Linked DNA regions of Mus musculus: regions 2 and 3 are each linked to region 1. Evidence: chromatin loops called from intact Hi-C (ENCODE). Cell type or tissue: gastrocnemius. All regions are shown on one strand. Each heading gives the region's core, and the rest is flanking DNA. Links, peaks and the distances in the headings are about the cores only.

Evidence for each region. Hi-C counts contacts between places; a loop is a spot of excess contacts. Peaks named below come from ENCODE experiments on the same cell type or tissue, not always from the same donor. Only the 100,000 strongest peaks of a DNase experiment are listed, where the experiment ranks them.
Region 2: it touches region 1 in a loop (5-fold over the local background); 7 of 42 quality-filtered maps call a loop at or near these places.
Region 3: it touches region 1 in a loop (6-fold over the local background); 17 of 42 quality-filtered maps call a loop at or near these places.

Annotation. Positions count from the first base shown.
Region 1 is chr10:21,986,996-21,994,556 of GRCm38, forward strand. The region is part of intron 3 of Sgk1 (serum/glucocorticoid regulated kinase 1); the gene reads left to right. Among named protein-coding and RNA genes, the nearest start is that of Gm34267, 68 kb to the right of the region's middle. In gastrocnemius, for the core only: a CTCF peak has its summit at 4,464; a DNase peak (open chromatin) is centred at 4,449; H3K4me3 peaks cover 1,440 bases; H3K27ac peaks cover 1,652 bases.
Region 2 is chr10:21,854,640-21,862,200 of GRCm38, forward strand. Platr6 (a long non-coding RNA gene) reads right to left here and starts at 3,599. Exons shown (of 5, transcript XR_001779731.1): 1 at 3,455-3,599. In gastrocnemius, for the core only: no CTCF peak of the experiment used is centred there; a DNase peak (open chromatin) is centred at 3,243; H3K27ac peaks cover 1,721 bases.
Region 3 is chr10:21,682,001-21,689,561 of GRCm38, forward strand. No RefSeq gene overlaps it. Among named protein-coding and RNA genes, the nearest start is that of Gm5420, 5.1 kb to the right of the region's middle. In gastrocnemius, for the core only: a CTCF peak has its summit at 3,664; DNase peaks (open chromatin) are centred at 3,664 and 4,351; H3K4me3 peaks cover 1,210 bases; H3K27ac peaks cover 2,345 bases.

The sequences.
Region 1 (7,561 bases), core at 2,979-5,478:
TGAGTTGGGAGTTAAAATGTTTCCACTGAATTGGGAGTTAAGACAGATGGTTGGCCAATTCAGACAGTCCTCTCTCCAAGTCAACATGGTAAGAAGGGGGTTACAGTGTTGGTGGGGATGACTGATCTGGCCCAGCAAGGGGAGACTGGATGAGTACTTGAGTGGAGTCCAGGCACTTCAGTGTTTATTTCCTGATTAAAGTCGTTGGGAAATTACAGGACAAAATACAAAAGGCTCAGACCCTTCAGTAATGAAGTCTGTCTCACTCTCCCAGTTTAAAGAACAAAACAACAGAGTTTACTGAGGAAAGCGGGGATATAGAACAGGGTGATGAAAGTGATTGGTAATTAACACCAACTACACTACCGTGACCAGTTACAGAAAGAGCTGTCACTGCCATGATGTAATCTTCGTTTTATTAAGATTACCTCTAAACATACAGTGGGTATATTGATCAAGTGTTCTTATTCCTCTTTATTCCCTTCCCATGTAACCTAAGATATTGACTTCGTATTTTACTTAAGACCTGGGATATCAGGAGGAGTAAAGATCATCTCTTGGAGAAGAGGATTACTGCATTTTATTGGTTGTGGATATTTTGGAGTGGATATTTCATGCTACAGTAAAGCCAATGTTACGTTGTTGTTGTTGTCTTTAATTTGGAAATTAAGCGTGGTTTAAAGAGCTCTGTGTTGGTTTTAGATTGGCAGCAAATTGATTTCTGATGGCTAATTGCAGGTATCACCTTCACTGAGTTAAAGGATGTATGTAAAGGATGGGATTATTGTGTTTTCAGGGGTGTGTGTGTGTGTGTGTGTGTGTGTGTGTGTGTGTGAGATGAGTGGGAGTGTTCTACCTGCTATTGGCTGGAGGCCTGAATAAAAAGGAGGAAGAGAGAAAAGGTGTCTTCTTTGAATTCCTCACCCGTATAGACACACCCTTCATCTCATCTTCAGATGTCTTAACTCCAGATCATGTGTTTTCGCCAGTGCCAGACATGAGGGTACACGCTGGTAAGCTCAGAATGTAGGCAGTAGAAGTACAAGGACCAGAAGTTCAAAGTTATCCTTACCTAACACTAAGTTCAAAGCAATATGGGCTACATGAGACCCTGTCTCAAAGAAAGGAAAGAATACAGAAGAAATGTAGACATTTCTAAGCATCAAATGCGCCCCAGGTCTTATTTTTAGTGACGTCAGGGCACAGCTAGGTCTTAGGAAAAATAGCTAGATTTGGAACTTCTCTTAAGCTTTTGTGTGTTTGTCAACGTAATAAACTATGGTCCGTGGCCTCCTTGTGTGCAGCCAGGTCACCCTGCATTAGTCTTCTAGTGATAAACAGATTCTTGGTGCCACCGAAGTTGTGTCCCTGCCAGATCTGATGGAGGGCAGGCTTGAGACCAGGAGCCCTTGGAATGACCTAGAAAAGCTCTTGTGAACACTCAGTCCTTCCTTGACCTTCCAGACTCCTCCCCCTTCCACAGGTCCATATCAGCCTTCATTCTGTCTCAACAACAGCGAACAATTAAAACCTCCCACTTCACTTTCCACTGATTTTGACTCTCAGCCATTAGCCTTGACTTCAAACACTTGGTGAATTATCCTGGCATTCAGTTCCTGGAGGTGACATCTTTGGGAACCTTGTAGGTGGGACCACGGCGCGAAAGCAGGAAGCTGAAGAACAAAGGTAGCAATCTTTCAGCCCTTTATCATGGAATTCCTACCACCCAGGCTGTTGAGGATGGAGATATGCAAATGGTTAATCCCAACACACCTGTGTACTAACTGGGTTCGAGGCCTTTGTTTTCTCTAAGTAGCTCTGACTGTCTGAGCTGGAGTCTACCTGTAGACCAGGCTGGCCTGGGCAGACAGAACTTATAGGGGGTCTGCCTGCCTCTGTCCTCGGAGTGCTGGGTTAAAAGTGTGGGCCACCTTGCCTCCTTGTTTGAGGCTTTTTATATGAAGTTGTAAGGTGTGTGTATCACCAACAGATATAGTCATGTTTTCCATATGAAAGTCCATCTTGAAAGAGGCATATAATTTCTTTATGTTCATTATTTTTCACAATTTATGGGATGAAAATATCAGTAGCCCCACTCTACAGAGATGACAAGAAATTCTTGCAGATAGCAGGCCTCACTTAGAGCTAAGTGTTTGACCAGGCATTCGTTCACCATCTGTATTCACTGTGTCTCCTGAGCTTGTGTGAGGGACATAAAAAATATGGTCAAGATGAAAGACCATTAATGTACAAGAAAAGACACCAAGCAATTCTCCAGCCCCTGCCCCCCACTACTACTATCACGTTGTCTTTTCTTTCTGTCATCTGTGGGCAGGGTTTGTAGGACACTGTAGCCTAGGGGTGGCCTCAACTGCTCTAGCTTCCTCATAGAACAATTACAGGGTCAGGATGGGAAAGATTTCAGGAGAGACTTGGAATGTGAGCCAAGGAAGGCTTTTAGCTTTTACCCTAGTTTGACAGATCTGTCAGAAATTGGGAGTTGTTTTCTTTCTATGAGCACTTTGTAAAATAGGGAGGGTTGAAAGAGAGCGCCTTAACCGTCTCCATCTTGGATCTAATTTTCATAATCTCAAGTCATGGATCTGCAAAGAAATACCAGGTTCTGTGTTAATGATGATCAAGACAAGGATTTGAGATTTCCTGGAATGTGGGCTTCATGAGTAGATTCACCCTGGAGCAATTGAAGCTGGAGGAGGAAGAGTGGGCTCCTCAACCCAGTTCACTGTCTGGATTAGTTTGTATGCAATGGTAAGGGGCCTTTTAGAATATAAACGGGTAGGTAGCCCAACAGCTTTGTTGACCGTATGTAAGGCTTTCTGTGAGACCTTGGTCTCTTGATGTTAGGTCATACACAGTATTTAATTTTGATTCCAAGACTCTCCCAATTTCCTTTTCTAGTCAGATAGACCATTATTTTTCATGATTAGATAGAAACTTTCTAAAACAATTCCCCTGCCTCCTGGCCCCCAGGTAACTGTTGTTGTTTTTTTTTATTAAAGATTTTATTTATTATTATATGTAAGTACACTGTAGCTATCTTCAGACATACCAGAGGAGGGCATCAGATCTCATTATGGATGGTTGTGAGCCATCATGTGGTTGCTGGGATTTGCACTCAGGAGCTCTGGAAGAGCAGTCAGTGCTCTTAACCTCCAGCCCCCCAGGTAACTCTTAAGAGTTAAACACAAGGCAAATAGGTAGTGTTCTACATGTATTCTGGCTGGTAAGGTTGTTGATGTTCTATAAACTTTTTATTTGTTGTTCATTGTATCAGGGCCCTGGCCACATTCCAAAGATGGAGTGAAACTGACTTTGCAGAGTCACAGACCTACCTGCTGTTGCTACCTAGATTTTCATTCTTCCAAGAACGCCCTGGATTCTTCCACTCTGCCCCTTATTAACACTTAAAACTTCTCTTTCTAGAAAGAATGTTTGTAGAACATCAGTATTATCATTTCTTGGGGGTGGGGGAGTTCCGTAATAAATAAGCTTAGCAGTGTGGATTTAATAACTTAATGACATCATTAAGGACAGTGTATACTTCTCTTGTTTTCTCCTGTGCCTCTCATCTTTATGCATGCCACTTTTGACAGTTACATATGGATGGTAACAATTATGATAGAAGCTGTGCTCCAGAAATAGATGCTTAGACACCACTTGTCCATATTAATTCTCATGAATCAAGTCGTTTGTCATCAATTTTCCTGGGGGTTACTATTTTAATAAAAAGACATGCTCTTAGTGACAACCCTCAACAAAAACTCATCGATTCAGTTGCTCTCTCTATATTTTATATAATAACTGTGGTTTTTCTGATGGTTCTGTGTGTTTTGAGGATTCCGCAAGGAAAGTTTTGTACCTACATTACCAATGAGTATAAAAGGCCAGGGGAGAGGGGAGCTAAACTGTACACATGTGTGTGCTGGAGCAATACAAAATGATATTTTCTTATTATCGATGAAATATCTATCTACGTCATCACAACTTGAGGATTAAGGAGCCCAAGAGTAGATGTAGCAGAGTATTTATTTAGACAATGCATTTCAAACCAGTTCCTCTAGTATATGGAGAAATCGTCTTCTGTGAAGCTTTGAATTAAATAAATTATATTAAACTGTCATGTTTCAGTGTTTGCATAGTCCATTTTCCAACAGCAATAGGAGCAAGGCAGCTTTCCAAAACAGTAACAGTTATGTTCTGTTTACAGCTTGGTAAACCAGTTCCGTCAGTTTGGGTTGTCGGTTTGCCCATACTGACGCATACTTGTGAGACCACTGGCTAGGGGAGTTTGGACTAGTTAGTAAGCCAGTCTCCCACCAAAGCTCTGCACTTTCAGGCTCCGGGAAGAATTGCAGGGCTATGCTCTGGGACACATTAGAGCTCCAGGGCAATCCAGTCTTCTGGAGTTCTCTCAGAGAACTCGATCGCCCCCTAGCCTGCACATCCACTGAGTCGTCAGGCAAGTTCAGCCACTTAGCTAGGAGGGAGACTCTGGGAAGGGGCCCGATAACCTCCTGGTAGCAGGACTACCTGGACAAAGGAAGGAGACTAGATTAAGTGGTTGAATCAAGGGGCGACCTCAAGTCTGTGCCCGGTTAACGGGAGCATCGTACATTCCCCCCAACCCTCCCTCCCTCCACTGCCGTGTGTCATCTTCCTGTTCGGAAGTCTTAGTAGGTTGCTGGGACAGAACTGGGGGCGCCTGCTCCACCCATCAGGTATCCGGTTGGAAGAAAAGCCAGTCTCAACAACTTGATTCCCTCTCCGTTAAATGATAAGGTTAGCAGACCATCCGTCTCCAATCGCTGACCATTCCGGAGGCATGGGGAGGAAGGGGCACATGCAAATTGGTCCTTTTCTATTCCAACCACAAATATATGGTTGAGCTTTCTCTTCATTGCACTCGGAGGCCTCGGACTTGAATTCCACATTCCTTTTGGAATGCATGCAAGAGCTTCTTCCCTGGGAGACCAGCCCCTGTGCGTGTGTTTCGATTTTTTTTCTGGACTGATTTGCGGTGCTAATCAGTTAAGTTGCATTTCTTGTATGTCTTACTGGTGAAATAAGCCCAGGATGCTGATGACTGTAATTTTCTGGATGATGTTGCAACGGCAGGATAAGTAGCCCAGTGTTGAACTTTGCAGCTTGCTCCCTTCCTGTATGTAAATTTCCTTTAGATATAAAGTGGGACTCAGAACAGAAAGGCAATAGCAAGCGGCCTCTGGCTGGAGCTCCCTGGTCATCTGGCGCTTCCAGTCTCATCAGAGGCACATAGCCTGGAGGCTAACTTTTTCCGTAACTACTAGTTCTTCCTCCATAAAGTAACCCCAGCCTCCACCTCTGCAGCATTGTGAAGAATGAAAGAGGAGACCTTAAGATCCCCTTGGAAAGGTTCGTGTTCTGAGTACTGTAATTTGGATGGGATGAGTAAAACAAAGATATCTGGGAGAGGCTGGAGGAAGCTCCTGAAAGCTAGGTGATGCACTAGGGAGGGACTCTGGACGAGTTCCTGATTTAATAGTTTCAAACAAATAAGCAAACATCTTCGTGGAGATTGGTGTTTCAAAGCAAACGTTTTCTGGAGGGGAAGTTACCCGGCAGATGCGGAGGGGGCAGGGCAGGGCAGGGCAGGGCAGGGCAGGACTGGGCTAAACAAACGACTGGTACCACATGGTTTGGAGGCACTCACTGGCAATAACAAATTCATAGTTTATGCAGAATCCAAGCACGGAAAAAGCAGGGGCTGGTTGCTATGATTCGGAATCGCCTACACCTTGTTTTAGTTTGGAGTGCCAATTTCAGGCACCCTAAGTACATTGTGAAGGACGTCTACTAAGCAAAATTTCGTCTCTAGAGTTGCGCGTCCGTTCTCCTGGTCTCTAGCTGTCCGAAGTGAGCAAATCAAGAAGCAGCTGAGACTAGAGATTGAGTTAGGTGATGGGAGGTGGCTGCTGCTACAAAACAAACTTGCCCAAGACGGAGGGAGGGAAAAGAGCTTCGCGTGCTTTTCCTGACCTGACAACTGGTATTTTGTAGTGTGTCAAATTCTAAAGTGCCCTTCGCAGCAAGGGGTCATGGCAGGGCAGTCACCGCAGAAAGCACGGCGAGCGCCAGGTACTGGCCCAAGTAGCCGCCTTCCCGGCCCTGGCCCAGACCCGGTGCTCTGGGCTTCCCAGCCAGCGCTGGCGCGCGTCCCCACGTTGGCGGTCAAGCTGCAGCGCCAGGCATCACCCAGCGGCGAGGGGACTGTAAGGCACCTCACTCCTGCCCAACTCCGGCTGCCTCTCCTGCAGCTTCCCTCTGTTCCCAGCTTTTTGAGATGAGTCTCTTACTAATATTTAAAGAGTTAAAGGGTTTCAGTTATGTGAACTTGAAAAAAAAAAAAGCAAGGGGATATAAAAATTAAGTCTACCTGCATCAGCCATCCGGTAGCCCAAAGGAGGAAGGGTAGTGGAGATTAGGAAAAAACGGACGGGGTTTAAGGCAGTGCAATGCAATCTTGGCAGTTTTTTTTTTTTTTTTTTTTCCTTGTGAGAGAGGGACCCGGGCTAGGGTACTGACCACGCAAGGGTCACTCCAGGTCGGTCCTGGAGAGAAACCCCTGCTCCCTCTAACTCGCCACCTCCTCACGTGTTCTTGGCATGGCTAGGATTAAAATTTGCAAGGCTCAAAATTTATGCGGAAAGAACAGAATGTTCTCGGAGATTAGTTGGAAAAAAAAGTGAAATGAAGATTGTACTTTTTTTTTTTGTAGAGCAGAGACTTATTTCCGCCCCCTCCCCTACACATTCCTGACCCCCTCATACCCCCCCCCCCCCGCCTTCCTTCCTCCTCTTCCAAGTTCTGGGATTTTTCAGCCTTGCTTAGTTTTGGCCAAAAGCACAAAAAAGGCGTTTTCGGAAGCGACTCGGCCGTGCACAAGGGCCATTTGTTTGTTTTGGGACTGGGGCAGGAAATCTTGCCGGCCTGAGTCACGGCGGCTCCTTCAAGGAAACGTCAGTGCTCGCCGGTCGCCGTCGCCCGCTGTGCGCCCCTCGGTCCGCAGCTATGGGCGAGATGCAGGGCGCGCTGGCTCGGGCTCGGCTCGAGTCCCTGCTCCGGCCCCGCCACAAAAAGCGGGCGGAGGCTCAGAAAAGGAGCGAGTCCGTCCTGCTGAGCGGACTGGGTAAGTGTCGCCGCCCGGCTCTTAGGGACGGGGTGCGTGGAGATCGGGATAGGGTACAGCGCGGGAACCTGGAGGCTGCGCGTTGGGCCGGGGACGGGACACCGAGGAGGGGAGAGGTCGGCGGTGACCGTGCACTGCGGTGTCCACTCGGGAAGCACGGGAGAGGAAATGGAAAATCACCGAGGCTCTCCACCCCTCCAGTGCCCTCCTCCGGCCCAGGCAGACAGAGGCAGAGTGCATCCCGGTGCGGGGTCCTGCTCACGCAGCCCGCGGAAGCCTCGGTCCTGCCCAGGGCGGCTCGCCTGGCTCACTCAGGACACGGTGGCCAGTCGCCCATCTTCTCGCAACTCAGTCTACAGCCTGCTAGGCGGCTGG
Region 2 (7,561 bases), core at 2,197-4,696, 130 kb before region 1:
ACCCCAACATGAGGGACTAATTAAAGGGTCATGGCATTGGGAAGGTTGAGAACCGCTGTGCTAGACATTTCCCCTTACCGTTGTTACCCACCTCATTAACACACCTTTTACTAATGTCTCTTTTCCCTCCTTCCTTTCCCACTTCCTATCTGATATTTCCTGGACTTATTCCCAGACACTTATGCCCTGTGACTTGGTCTGATTTTGATACCTAAGAAAGTACAAAGTGCCCATCAGTTTATAGCCAAAATATGTGTGTGTGTGTGTGTGTATGTGTGCACGCGTGAGTGCACATGTTCATATCTGTGTGCACATCCCACATATGAGCACATGCCAAGGTGACTGTGGAAGCCAGAGGACGGCATGTGGGTGTCAACTCTTTCCTTCCACCATGTGATCAAACTCAAATCCTCAGGCTTAGCAGCTCATGTTTTCACCCGCTGACCCATCTTGCTGACCCTAGCCAACGCAATTTTCTAAGAAACTCATAGTACCTCTCAGCTGGGGGCTGTTCTCAAAAGTACAAGAAGGATTTTAGAACCTCCTGTGGTTATAACCATCTACAGAGCTGCCTCACTATCAGCCAAAGGCATCCTCGGGCCAGCCTGCATCCTTCCATCCTCTGCTCTCACTTCCTGGCTCGCTCCACCCCGCAGTGTTCTTCAATGGTGTTGAACCCCTACGACAAGCCACTTACTTTGGGCTCTTACTCATGTTAGCCCTCTGCCTGGAACGTTCCCCTTCCTTCTGTGGTTTGTTGGTGGTGTATGAATTCTCCCACGTTCAGCTGGAATATCCCTTCCTGTAGAGAGGCCTTACTTAACTCCCAGCCAAGGGTTATGATCTGATTATTTGCAGTGGAGAATAATGCCAGTCATGACTCTTGGCACCTCTTATTGTAACTCCCTGTTACGTACATGAGCCCACCTCACTCTTAGTTCCCAGTTGTAATCTTCCGTTTTCTGAGAGCAGGAACTCAGTCTACTTTCCTCTCTGCTATAACCCCAAGAGCGAGGCTAGGGCCTCCCATCAGGAATATTTAATAAAGAAGTTATCAACTGAAACGCATGCTTAATTTCCTGAGCACCGAGTCAGTGAATAAGAGAATCTTGGGATAAATTTTAGACAAAGTTTCCCAAGATAGGTTCTGCAAGATAAAGACACCCTTCCACGTCTCCTTGAAACCTTGGAAGAAGAATGTCAAAGATGGGGCCTTCCTGTAGCTAAGAAGAGCTTTGTATTCTCTCGCTCATGTTGGGGAGACATCACTATTAACCTGAAAAATACCCAAACCGGACAGTACTGCATTAAAATAATCCAGTCCTGTACTTAAACAATAAAAGGTTGAAATGTGGAAAAGAACAAAAAAGATTCATAATCAAATAAATGTTAATAACTGTCAAAAAGAGAACTGGGCACATAGCCCAAATTAGCTTCTGTGAGGCTCAGGGGTTGATCCTTGGTCTGGGAGAGAGAAAGGGAAAGGAACTTGGAAAAGTTAGCAGCCCACATTGCTCATGTGTGAGGTCTGAGTGTGGATGGCAGCCACATACCATCAGCAGCACCATTTTTAACGGGTAGCGCCTCGTCCCATAGGCCTCTACCTTCTATGCCCCCTGGGCTCTACCTTGACAACACCTGGGACCAGCAGAGATGGTGCTGTGTTTGAGGGACAACTTTCAACTTTCACCAGCTTTAGAAAGGAATCTAAGTTTCTTAGCAAGGTGGAGCCATCTCTTGAGCTCACTTTGACCCACCTCTCCTTCCGTATTTCACCTCCTATATTTTTCCTTCCTTCTTTCTTTCCTTCTTTCTTTCCTTCCTTCCTTCTTCCTTCCTTCCTTCCTTTCTTTCTTTCTTTCTTTCTTTCTTTCTTTCTTTCTTTCTTTCTTTCTTTCTTTCTTTCTTTCTTTCTTTCTTTCTTTCTTTCTTTTTTCTCTTCTCCAACAGGATCTCATGCAGTTCATACCGGCCACAGACTTGCCATGTAGCCCTTGCTGGCCTCGAACAGCCAATCTCCCTCCTCCCACCTCTGCAGGGCTCATGTGAGGCATGTGTATACACTGGGGCTCAGACCCAGAGCCTTGTACACACCAGGCAACCCTTGGTATACACCCACAGGCCCTCTCACCTGTTCCTTTCCTCTTTGCTCAGAGACACAATGCTCTTCCACATGTCAATCAACAGGTACTCCTGTTTGCCCGGTCCCAGAACTCCCCAACCCGCCCATCAATTCGGCTCGCCAACTTTCACTTATCCATGGAGGCTCAGCCCAGCCCAGCCCAGCCCAGCCCAGCCCAGCCTAGCCTCCTTCCCATGCTCAGCCTGGATTCCTCTCTGCCCTCACTGTCTCTGCTCTTCCCTTCAGTATATTTATAGTTTGATTTTGTTGTTGTTTGAAATGGGTTTCACTATGGAGCCCAGGCTGGCCTTGGGATGACTTATGTGAGCCATGATAGCTGGCTAACATTTATTCTTTGAGAGCATTTGTTTGCTGCCTTCTACCAGCCTGACCTGGAATCACTTCAGGGATACTCTGAGGACAAGCCAGACCCCTTCACAAGCATCTATGCCCACTTCAGGATGAGCATGGTGCTTTGGCTAGTCAACAAGTCTTTGCTCAAATATACTAAAGATTGTAATCATCTTTTGAGGAACCTATCCTCTGCTTGAATACTAGAAGGCACCTTTTAAACAGCCTGTCGATAACGGGTTTCCTATCAAATTCTAACTTTAAAAAATGATTTTGCCATACATCATTTGCCTTTCAGTGCAGTCAATAAATTCACACAGTTTGGGGGTGGGGTGGGGAAAGAAGTATCCCAGTGTCTCCTTTTCAGGGCTATTACCACAGACAACCCTCCTGATAGCACACACCTGAGCATCTGGCTACTAGCCAGAAAGGAAAGCATTGCAGGCCTTGTATGCATCTTTTGCTCCCAGAGTTCTCAACCATTTCCCCATCTAAGTATCAGGCCTGACCCCCCTTAGCTTCTGATATCAAACAAGAACTTTTTCCTAAGGCTGAATAGGTACAGTACTTTGTGAGGATTCATGCAATCTGCAGTCAGGCACTGGAATTTGTTTCTGAGGGAGGAGGCATCCAAGAAGTCCTCTCGTGCTCCGCCCTGGCGCCTGCCCTGAGCGCACAGAGGCCAGCACGTCTGCACCCAGCCAGGAAAGGGCAGGGCAGGCACCACCAGCTTGGGACAGCGGCAGGATGCTCAGCCCCTTCCAGGCTCCGCTGCAGTCCCCAGGGACCAGAAGCTCTGACACCACTGAGCTTGTCCCGGGCCTTTGGCACAGTGTGAGGCCTGTTGGTTCTGGACATAGCCTTGCATAAACCCGGCACACTGCCCACAGCCTGTGCACTATAACTTTAGTGCTTGCTCTGGGACAACACGCTGCACAGCTATGAAGTATCAACTTTTCTTACCCTGTGCAGAGTGCCTACCTGCAATCTGTTTGAAATAATGCCTCCAATCTGGTGTGCAGCTCAATGGTGTGGACGTTTCTTTTGAGTTTAACATTACTGTTTCCATCTTGATTGGAGCAGTTTTCATTGGCAGGAAGCTCTCCGGAGACCAGGCCCAGTGAATTCCCCTGTCAATCACAGAGGGAGAGGAGAGGTAGATAGGGATCCAAGGCCCTTCTATTCCTGCCCCCACCTCCCACCCCCCACCCCCGCTCCACTGCCTGCTTTACATGAGGTAAATAATTGCCTGCCTGGGACTCTTTGGTGGTGTGGTTGCCTATGGGTTTGCTAAGGGAATCATCAGTGGAATAGCTTTCCATAAGTCTGTGCTGGGGGTGGGACTCTGCAGTGATGTAACTGCTGCCTTTAGCTACCCTATGTTTCTGCAAGTAAACCCAGTAGTTTCATCGGTTTGCCAAGATGGACTTGGGTCCATCAGTATCCTCCCTACCTGGGTTTTTCAGGAAAAAAAAAAAATGCCAAGACAAGCTGTATTGAACCTTCGACTCAAGGCTTGAGTGGCTCATAAACCATGATAAGAGCTCACTCGGCTTGCAGCTTGTCCGGTAGAAAGCGTCCTTGGCATGCGTAAGACCCTGCATTCAGTCCCTAACACCCCATAAAAGCAGGAGAGTTAATGCTTGCACTCGGGAAGCAGGAAAAGGGCCAAAAGGTCAAGGTCATCCTTGGCTAGTAGATGAAATCTCAAAGTAAACAAAGCAAACCATGACAATGATGACAGCTTTTAATGGTTTTCACATAGACCAACTCCATTAGCCCTACCAAGGGCTTTAAAAGAAGAAGCTGCCCTCCTCTGACTGATGAGGAAATAGAGATAAAGAGGGTCTGGGATGGGAAGGTTTATGCTGGCCTACGGTTTGAATCTGTCCAGGACACACAGAAACACACAGAGAGGGCTTCTAGGAAAAAAGGGTGCTGGTGAAAACAGAATTCCTGCGGAGCCCACTATGAGACTTACCCAAGTTTTAAACATACTAGTCACGGTGACTGCTAATTTAACTAAAAGATAAGGATTAGTTTGCAAAGGGGGACAGGGGAGATGGCGGGGTACTATAAACTTGGATTAGAGTCAGGGTGACAGTTTTTCTCTTTGGTGTGCTTTGCTTTCCTTGAAGTACAGACTAAAATGATAGTTTTAACTCTTCGAATAAAAAGGATTCAGACAGTTTCCTAATGGTACCAGGAATATGGCCCCAGGTGAAGACTCCCTGTTTCTACTTTTGTTTATTCCTCTTCCTATCCCTCCTCACACCAAACCTTTGCTATGTAGCCCAGGCTGGCCCAGACATCACAATCGTCCAGACCCAGCCTTCTCAGGGCTGGCAAAAGTGAGTTCGGTACATAATCTTAAGTGAAGAGTATACTTAGGTCCATCTTGTATCACTGGCTGTCCTAATTCCGGCTTTTACCTCCTATAAATCAGCTCAGCGCCTTTGCTCTGCCGTTCTGACCCCCAGCTAGTTAAGTGATGCTTCCATTGCCCTCTTCCTTCACAGCCACCTCTGCAGAGAAGCCTTCTCTGACCATCCCCTTGAAGTGAGGGTTCCCTCCATCTGCCCCGCTCCGCCCCTACTCCCACCCCACTCCCTTACCCTCTGCCATCAACTGTATTTCATATCTACTTATAGGAAAGTTCTGTGTCTTTCCACTAATATATAAATGTGAAGACAGACTTTTGTCTTTGATCTAACTGCTAAAATACCTACCCTCGAACAGCTTGTCAAAGTGTGAGTGGTTGTGATGGTAACAACCTGGAACATAATTAATGCAGTGATTGTCAACTTGACAGAATCTAGAATCACCTTGGAGACAAAGATCCCGGCATGTCAGTGAGGGATTTTTCTGGTTAACCTAGATTTTCTAGGGTAACCGAGGTGGGACGAGAAAGCAAGCTGAAGGCCCAGCAGCCATCCCTCTCTGCTTCCTGACTACAGACGTGAGCAGCCACCTTAGGCTCTTGGTGTCAAGGCTTCTCTCCTCTGAAGAACACTATCCCTGCGTTATAAGCTAAATTAAACACTGCCTTATTTGAGTTTCTTTTGTCAGGTGGTTGATGCTAACAACCTGGAAAGTAACCAATCCAATGGCCACTCATAAACATGCCTTGGAAAGGGGATTGGATAGATAGATGAATGATCACTATTGCCAAAACTCCAAGTTGGGTGGAATCTGATACAGACAATAGGTGTTCAAGAGTAAACAAGATGAGGGCTGGTTTCTTATTTCCCTATCTGTTTTTTGACAGCTGTTAAACTGTCCCCTGTGTAGGCCACCACCACCGTTTCGGTCTTAGACTGCTCAGTTGAACATATCAACGCTTTTTCGTGTGTCCAGGATGATTCTATAATCCTTTGGAGCAATCTAAAAGAAGAGAATTTTCTAGCTTGGTTGGAAGGGATGAAAATGGCAGTAGAATCTGTGTCTATGTTGACTCTTAAGACTTTCTACGGAGGCCAACAAAGTATCTGCCCTTGATGGTAGAGTTTTGTCAACTGTCAGCAGTATGTCTGTCAAATGTCCTTCTTATACATTTAAAAACCAGTATCAGGGGTGGAAAGTTGGCTCAGAAATTAAGAATATTAGCTGATCTCCAAAGTCTGATTCTCAGCATCCACATGATAGTTCAGGATCTTCAATCTTAGGGAATCTGATGCTGTCTTCTGACCATACAAACACCAGGCATACACATGGTGCACAGACATATATGCCGGCAAGAACCTCATATACACAAAATAATAAAATGCACAGAGTGTTTTAATCACTTTTTCGATGGCTCTGAAGAGACACCATGATCAAAGGCAACCTATAGAAGAAAGCATTTAACTGGGAGCTTGCTTAGAGTTCAGAGGGTGAGTCCATGACCACCATGGCGGGGAACATCAAGCAGACAGACAAGGCATTGAAACAGTAGCTGAGGACTGATAGCTGATCCACAGTCATGGGTGGAGAGATAGAGAGAGAATGCACTAAGTGCATATGGCATGGGCTATTGAAACCACAAAGCCTATCCCCTGAGACATGCCTCCTCCAACATAGCCACACCTCCTAATCCTTCCCAAACAACTCCACGGATTGTGAGCAAAGCATTCAAATATACAAGCTTTGTGGGGAGAGGGTGTGTATGTGTGGGTCCTCATTCAAACCACCACATAAATCTAAAAGTAATTTTAAAAAAATCTAATATCAATGGAGCTTGGCTTGGTGGCTCATGCCTGAAATCACAGCTCTTTGTGGAGACTGTGGCAGGAAAATAGCAACATTGCCATGAGCCCACAGTGAGTTCTGTGCAAGCTTGGCCATAGGGTCTCTGAAAATACCTACAAACAAACAAATGCAATTCGGTTTTAAAGAGTAGACAGGAAGATTGTAAGTTTGAACCCAGCCTGGGCTACACAGTAAGATCTTGTCTCGAAACAAACAAACAAGCCAGTTGAAATTTACCCATTCTAATGACAGTTTGTGCTAATTCCATACCTATAATTTTCTGTATATACCAGGGGTGGTTGGCCACCAAGGTCCTCACTCAAGTAGGAATCCCCACTTTGTTTTGTGAGGCCCCACTCTGATCAAAGGCTCTTGCATGATACCCCTATTCTCATAAGATGCCCAGACACATAGAAGGCAGATATATGGGAGGTTAACTCTCAAAGATAGTGAGTCCTGCACAGTGGTGATAGAAGTTGAGCCACTGCTCAAGGTTTCTCATGCTGGAGCCCATGGACTCGTAAGTGGCACCTGTGTGTTCCCACTGGATACCTACCTGTGCCAGAGCTTTTTCTGCTCAGCTTGTCTGGGAATTCCTCCTAACTCCTCTCTGGTTCTTCTTTCCCAGGTTCTTGTGGCCGTGAGCGTCCCCTCTTCTGTTTCCATGCCCAAGTCTATAAAGGGTGAGATAAAATGCTGTTCCGTGCACCCTAACATCTTCCCATTAGGATGTGGTTTTCAGTAAGCCTTTCTTGGTGGCTGCAGGAGAGGAAACTTCCAGAGGGAAGGATGCACTTAGAAAGTACACATATAGATTTCCAACTGTATCCTCCCCATGCTGAGTGAACTCCTATACATCCT
Region 3 (7,561 bases), core at 2,197-4,696, 310 kb before region 1:
TTTTTTTGTCATTTCTTCTTAATGATTTTTATATTGACTATATGGTGTTCTATAGGAGAAGGACCCTACACACACACACACACACACACACACACACACACACACCACACACACACACACACACACTCAGACCTGGCTGGAGAGTTCTATAAGCTTACAGAGGACCATCCAGAGGATGGTAGGTTGTTGCAGGCCTATCTGCTACCTCATGCAAGAAATGGCCAAGCAGTGAAAGGGCAGCATTCAGAGCTCTAAAATAACTGCAGCTTGCTTCTGCCTCCAGCTCTTGCCCAAGATTCACACTTGTGGCCCCACCTACCCAAAATACAAAGGAAAGGGAGTCCTAGGAGACAGAATTCAGCCTAGTCATGTCTGCTCACTAAACAGCCGTACCTTCCAGTCTGAACTCTCCTACCCCTCCTGTGTCACATTCAGTTTCCACGTTAAGGTTGTGCACTGTCCCCTCCCACCATGATGTATCTCCCAAGTACAACCAAAATCACACTTACCTTTCCTCCAGAAGAAACTCTAAGGCTCTTTTTCTTGACTTTGGAAGATGTTACCCTGTTGCCCAGGTGGCATGCACATCCCCTTTGGTACTCTATCCTATACATATTAAGTTACTACTCATCACATGGCAAGGAGATGTGAGAGAAGACATACAAAGGTAACAGATGAGACATTTATACTTGTATAATTACATATACATAGATAACCGTAACAAAATGAAATAGAAAGGCCCATAATTATTACTTATGTCTGCATGATCACATGGCCACAGATGAACAGTTATAGTCACCTTTTCCCATCTCCCTCCCTCTGATTGCCTGAGTTGGTTGTGGATTCTTGTTTAATGGTGTGGACCGAATCTTTTTTTCTCAAAGGCTCGGGGTCATTAGCAGTTCTGCTAATTGAGTAAGTGGTTTCCCATTGCCTTTAATTACAGTTAAGAGAAGACTGGGAGCAACCTCTAAGATCTTTAGCTCTTTCGCACATGCATGCCTTTGCTCTCTCATGCAGAAACAGTTTCCTTACAAATCAATTCCTTTTCGTCTGTGGGTTAGATGTCATGAGTCAAGAAGCTGGGCGGCAGTCTACTTCAATCAACTCATAGCATGGTTTGAATTGAAGCCTTCCTCTTTCTGAAACTAGTATCCATGGACACTGAGAGCCCAATGCCTCAGGAATTGGACGGATGAGATGTGCTCAGTAGATCACTAGTAGTAATAGTGAGATGTTATTTCCTGACTCCTAAATCCTACTACAGGAGAAACTGAAATATGAATTATATGCTGACCTAGGTGGAACTTTGCATCTAAAGAACAGTAAGTGGGCCTTCAAAAGAATAGTCTGTCCGTCTATTAAGCCAATGAAGACCACAGTAAGATCAATAGCTGGCATGCATGCAGCCACTTCTGTGCCCCCTTTGCCATGGAAGAAGTCTCAATCACGAGTGACACTGTGTGAAATCCGTTACGGTTCTGGTTTGGGGGTGGGAAGGGGTTAGCAGAAATACTGCGGGTGTAGGAGTCAAATGCCTATTCACAGTGAGTCTCTATTCTAGGAAGAGAAAATATGCGTCTCTTCCATGAGGAAAATGATGTGGTGTCAATTAATCTGCTAATGGATGTCTTGCTAGGAACTGGGTGTGGTGCCAAGTCAAGGTCTTGTTGGCTATTTGAAGACTAAGCACACAGCAAATCCCTTTCCAGCTTTTTTTTTTCTTTCTTTTTTTTTCAGAGCAAAGATTATGGTGTGCTCATCAGAGAAGGCACCAAGAAGATGAAGGAGAAGCTAAGGGGAGACAGGTCAGCTTCAAGCCAAGGACCTGCCTCACAGTGGAGAGGCCGGCCAGCAGAAGAGCATGAGGGAGCTAAATGCGTTAGTGTTTCATGTCTCCCTCGCCTTCCATCATTAAAGCCTTTCTTGACAGTTCTCCCTACTCAGAAACATGAAGGAATTGTCAGAAATCTGGTTTAGCTTAAGCACCACACACACACAACTTGGGGTAGATTATTTGAGGATAGAAACCTGTTTGAGATAAAGGAAAGCAGCCCTTGTGCCCAGGAATTCTCATCAATTTTCCTTAAGAACCTGAAAGGTTTTTTTCTTCTTACCTACAAAGCATTGATTCTATAGTGTGTGTGTGTGTGTGTGTGTGTGTGTGTGTGTGTATGTCCCACACTGGGGAGATTATCAAAAGAGATGTTTTTGGAAACATGCTACTTCTTAATAAATAAATATTTAACACTATGAAAATATATTCACAGTAGGAGTGTATTATTTATCAACCAATTCCTAGTGAGACTAAATTTTGTTTAGCTTTAAGATTTCTTTCTCTTTTTTTTTTTATACTGTTCAAAGAATTTGAATTTGCTTTAAAGTGTAAAAATGTGCTGCAGGCAGAAGGCAGTGTGAAATGTTCTTGCATGATAATGAAGAGAAAAACTCAAAAACTTGCTCTCCAGCTCGCCTGTGCCGATGCTCTGAGGTAAATGACTGCAGGGCTTTCAGAATCCACCGTCCTGGGACCGCCCTTTCCTAGGCAAAGCATCCTCCTCCTTCATGCAGTCAGAGGCATTTCCCTTTTGTTTCTGGTCCATTCTCTCAGAGAAAACTGACAACCACCGATAGATAACCTCTTTATTCACCAATTTCCTTAGAAAATGATAAGAAGGGGGTCCTGTCTAGGAAGACAGAGGTGAGTGTATGTGCCAAGCTCCAGCGGGATCGGAAGAGAATTCACCATGGAGGACAGCTACCAGGAAAGCAGCCATGTCTGAGACTGATGGGAGGGTGGTGCTCAGATCAGCCCTTCCTATCTCAGACCCACACATGATTTCCCGATGAAGACATTTGTCCACCCAGCATCGCTGGTGTCTCTAACCATTCCTACCACAGAACAACAGCTGTCAACACCTGCCCCAGACACAGAAGCCAGGAGAGACTGCAAGTGGGAAAGGGACTGCAATACAAAAACAACTCTGTCCTCTTAGGGACAAAATTGCTCCTATCCATTGCTGACTATGTATCATCTTTGACAAGGACTTAACTATGTAACTTCTAATGAATATGATCACTTAATTAAGGAAGCAAGTTGTCACGTGGCTCTTCAGACACCTGGTTCTATGCCAAAAGGAGTCTGGTGGCTTTTCTTTACTAGGGCATTTGAAGTTTAAAATTTCAAATGAGGTTGATGTGGAGAATCAGTGCATGTTAGGGTCACAATAGACAAAGACCTGAATGACTGGACAAAGGAGGGAGGGGCATAAGAGAACGGAAAATTTTAGGGGACTTTTCCACTCATGGGCAGCATACACCCTCATGCAAACAAAGCCTTGAGGCTAAGACCATATTTTTTTTTTAAAGTGATGAAAGATTTGCTAAGGCCTGGGAGGGGGTGAACAATGGCTCTTTTTTAAAATCCTCCAAAATTCAGTCCGACATGCTAGCAGTTGCAGGGGAAAGCCTTTTGTTTCTGTTTCCAAAATGTGAGTTTCCTTCCTGGAGCCCAGAAAGTTTGAGCTGCTGTCTGTCAGAGGCCAGAGAGCTTAACTGTCAGCCTCTCTGCCCTGACATCTGTCCTTGTCCTGAGTCCCTCACGCTGTTAACCAGCCACCTCTGACAGGAGACACTTGGCTCCGCTAGTCAGAGAGAAGCCACCAGGCGGGTTCTGGAACTCTTAGTTTGCTGGGTGTCGCTCAGTAGCAGCCTCCAGTGAGCTGCTCTCCACGGTGGTCTGTACCCGAGTGGGGATGACAAGGACTCCTGACCACACGAGTCTTTGCCACCTGTGTCTTCTTCCCTTCTTCCTCCACGGATTGTTAGAACCACTTAAAAGCAAAACACCAAAAAAAATACCCCTGGTATCTTTAGCTGCTCCAGCTCACTGTGTTCAGATGCAGTTGCTAAGCTCTGTTGGATAAAACTTAGTACTTAGAGAAAAGTCCACACGGAGTTTTGTTGTGGTGGTGGTGTATTGTGTTGTGTGTTTAATTCAGCTGTGGATAATAGAACAGGTTGCCTTTTAAAAAATGCTGTACCCCATCTCCTCCTCCTTTCTCTATCTGACTTCCAACTGCCAGCCAGTCTGGGAACAGCTCGAAGCTCACTGTGGTCATATGCTATACTGTACTTTGGTGCTTAACAACCTTCATCGAGCTGTCACAAACGGATGATCTCATCGGTCCTCAGATGACCCTGAGATGTGGATAGGGTTGCTGGATTCTTTATCACGGGTTCCCACATGAAGAAAGGAGAGTAAATAAATTATATAACACAGCCAAGGTCACTGTGGCAGTGGTGCAACTGGATTCCAACAGAAGCATTCAACTTCCGGGCTGGCCCCCTGGTTTGTTTACCTTTCCACCTTTGTCGATGGGGCCGATCCAACCCTGTTCAGGAAGGTTATGTGCCTCCTTTGAATTCACCGTTTCTCATGGTAAAGGTTAGCAAGAGTGTAGCCACAGTTCTCTGGTCTCAGTACCTACACACATTTGAGAGGTGACAATTTTTTCTGTTTCTATGTTCTGTTTTCATGCTGGCTTATTATTGTCTTTCCTAGCAGGGATTTTCTATTTAAAAGTCATAATGGGAGCAATTTCTTTTATCTCCTTATTTTCTCTCTTCTGTGTTTTCCCTTCCTTTGTCTTTCTTCTCACACTTCCTCTTTGCTTCCTTTTTCTCTCTGCCTGCCTTTTTCCTGCTTCGTGTGTGTGTGTGTGTGTGTGTGTGTGTGTGTGTGTGTGTGTGAGAACATCTCTATGTGAGTATGTGTTATGTGTGTGAGTGTGTGTATGTGTGTATGTGTGTCCGAGTGTCTATGTGAGAATGTATATGTGACTGTGTGTGAGTTGTGTGTATGTGAGTGTATGTGAGTGAGCATGTGAGTGGGTGTGTGAGTTTGTGTGTGTGTGTTGTGTAATTGTGTGTGAGTAAGTGAGTGGGTTGTGACTCTGTGTGTGTGTGTGTGTGCTGCTAATTATGTACTATAATTTCTGGCTAAGGTATAAGTGTTGAGGCCATACGATTTCACAGGCTGTTATTTTGTCAGTGAATTTTTTTAAGTAATAATTTTCTACATGAGTGAAGAGTAGACAATATTTACACTAATCAAAGAACACATATGGTTAAAAAAAATGAAGACAATATAACTTGCAGATTTCTTCAATGGGCAGTGCCACTTGTTCCTTGTCTTCTCAAATGAAGAATTCCATGGAGGGACACGGGCAGTTTAACCACAGGTAGATTTAGCAAAGCAAAGAGGGATGGAGTGGGCTGTTCCAAAGGGGCTTAGAAGGCTGGTGGATTCTGTATGCTGATTTAAGAGGAACGTATGAATATTTATGGATGGATGGCATATTTATGAAGGCGAGGCCAACTTTCTCCTGTCCAAGTTAGGGTAGACTAGATCTCTTATCTAGGGTATTTCTTTTGTAATTCTCTTTAGATATCTATGGGAGGTGGTGGGTGTGGGCCGGTGTTTCAAAGGCATGTAGAGGTGATTGCATAATACAGTCAGTCACAGAATGTGTCATATTGATGGTGTTTGTTGATAAGTCATGTATGGCAGGTTGTTGGCTCGCCTTCCCCCCCCCCAAAAAAAAAAACAATAATAAGAGAGAAGAGATAAGGGGCATTGCAGTGTTGTTTCTCTTTTTATGCTTGTCAGGTTGGGTGCCAGAGGTGAAGCGGGTGGTTAGATAGCAGCTGCACCCTAGAAGCCATGGGTCATGTGATCCGAGCGCAGCTACATACACCAATCATTTCTACTTCTGTACTTTTATCAACGGAATTACAGCAACCTATGTTTTCAGTAAACTTTAACTGCGGGTTTCATTTCACATTTTAAAAATCGTTATTAAAGCATCAGCCTGCTGAAATGATTACACAAGCCTAGAACGGTGCTTCGGGGAGGAGAGATGCGGCTTCTCCGCAGGAGCGAGCAGGGTTTTCAAAGGAAGAGTGGAGGGGAAAGGGCATCGGGGTTTCTTCCACTTTAATATGAAAATCATGAGCATTCATAGGAGTGCTGTCGACTACCTATTAGAAAATGCATGCAGCATGAATAATCTACAGAGCTGACTGCTTTACAGAGATGCTTTTAAAAAAAGAGGGGTTGCTTTTTGCGACCCAGGAGATTTTTGTTGTTTTGTTTTACACCCCAGGTTGTTCTAGAGGGGAGGGGAGTATATGCTTACTATTCAGAAATGAGCCCTCACTGTGAAGTTGGCAAGAGAAAGGAAAAGCCTAAGAAGGGTATTCTGCTCCACTCTGAGTTTCTTTCCCTTTTGGGGCAATAATGGATGGAATGGTTGTCAATACTCCTGAAAATGGAATTTGTTTAAAAGGACTTTAAATGTTATGTTTCTCCCTTAAGGCTGAGTAACAAAGTGTCACTGTGCGAAGTCTTCAAGCTTCCCTGAATGAATAAGGAAATAGATCAGACCACAGAAACTGAGAAATGTCCTGTAGAGTCATTTCGATGACAATTTTATTTTTGAAGCTGGTCATTTAGTACACCCAAGCACGAAAGCTAACAGTGATGAGCAACAGAATTGTCACCGTTAAGCTCATTTTATGTCCAGTAGAACTGGGTTAAAAAACCAAGGACTGTGCTGTCGTCCAAAGCTTGAGCTGTGCACAGGGTTCTGTGAAGGGTCTTGCTCAACTGTCCTGCACGGGAACCTGAGGCTGTTAGCGGTGTCCTTGTGAGTTTTAGCTAGTAGACTCAGGGTGAGGGATGGTGAGTCTAGGACGTAACTGAAACTCTCTGCTCACAAGCCGGAACTGGCAGTTTGTAAAAACAAACTTCTGAAAGGAGTGCAGATGAATGTCATGGCAAGTCAAACTGAACTTGGTGTGATAAACTGAACCCTATATGCCTATAAGAACAAGGAGTTCCAAGGCAAGATATGCCAGGCTTTGAAAAGTCCTCAAACAGAGAGCACAGCATTTGTATCGGACATTTCCTTTCCTCAACTGCTTGCGTGTCTATTTCAATATTAATTTGAATGTGTTTTCTTCAAAACAGAGTAATTGTCTCCAAGTTTTAAAAAAAAAAGTGTGACCATCAAGACTATAAATGCATTGTACTTAGTGGGTTGTTCTAAACAGCAACTCGGTCTCAAAAACAGCCTGGAGCACAAACTTAGGTTGCAAACAAATAACATAGGTATACCGTTTCACCTGTATAATGACAGCAGGTAATGGTAAAAAGCCCATCTTCAGGACCCCATGCATGGCGTATAGCCATGAGGAAAACAATCTATTAGGAAGCTAGAAAACTGGGTTTGCATTCTTCTAACAAGCTAGAGTAGAGAAAGACAGGGAAGTGTGTCTATGCAGTGTCAGAGGACATTACAAGTACTGAGTCGTGGCTACTCTGGTAGAAAGTGTACAAGCCTACGCCCTTATATAACTTGTTAAATTGAATATTAATGGTAGAAGTACTCCTTTAAATGTATGGTTTGTGATTTGAGTTGTTTTAAAAGAAAAGAATCAATTTCTCTGATTTTCTTTCATTTCTTGAAATCTGAACACACATGGGGGATGGGCTTTC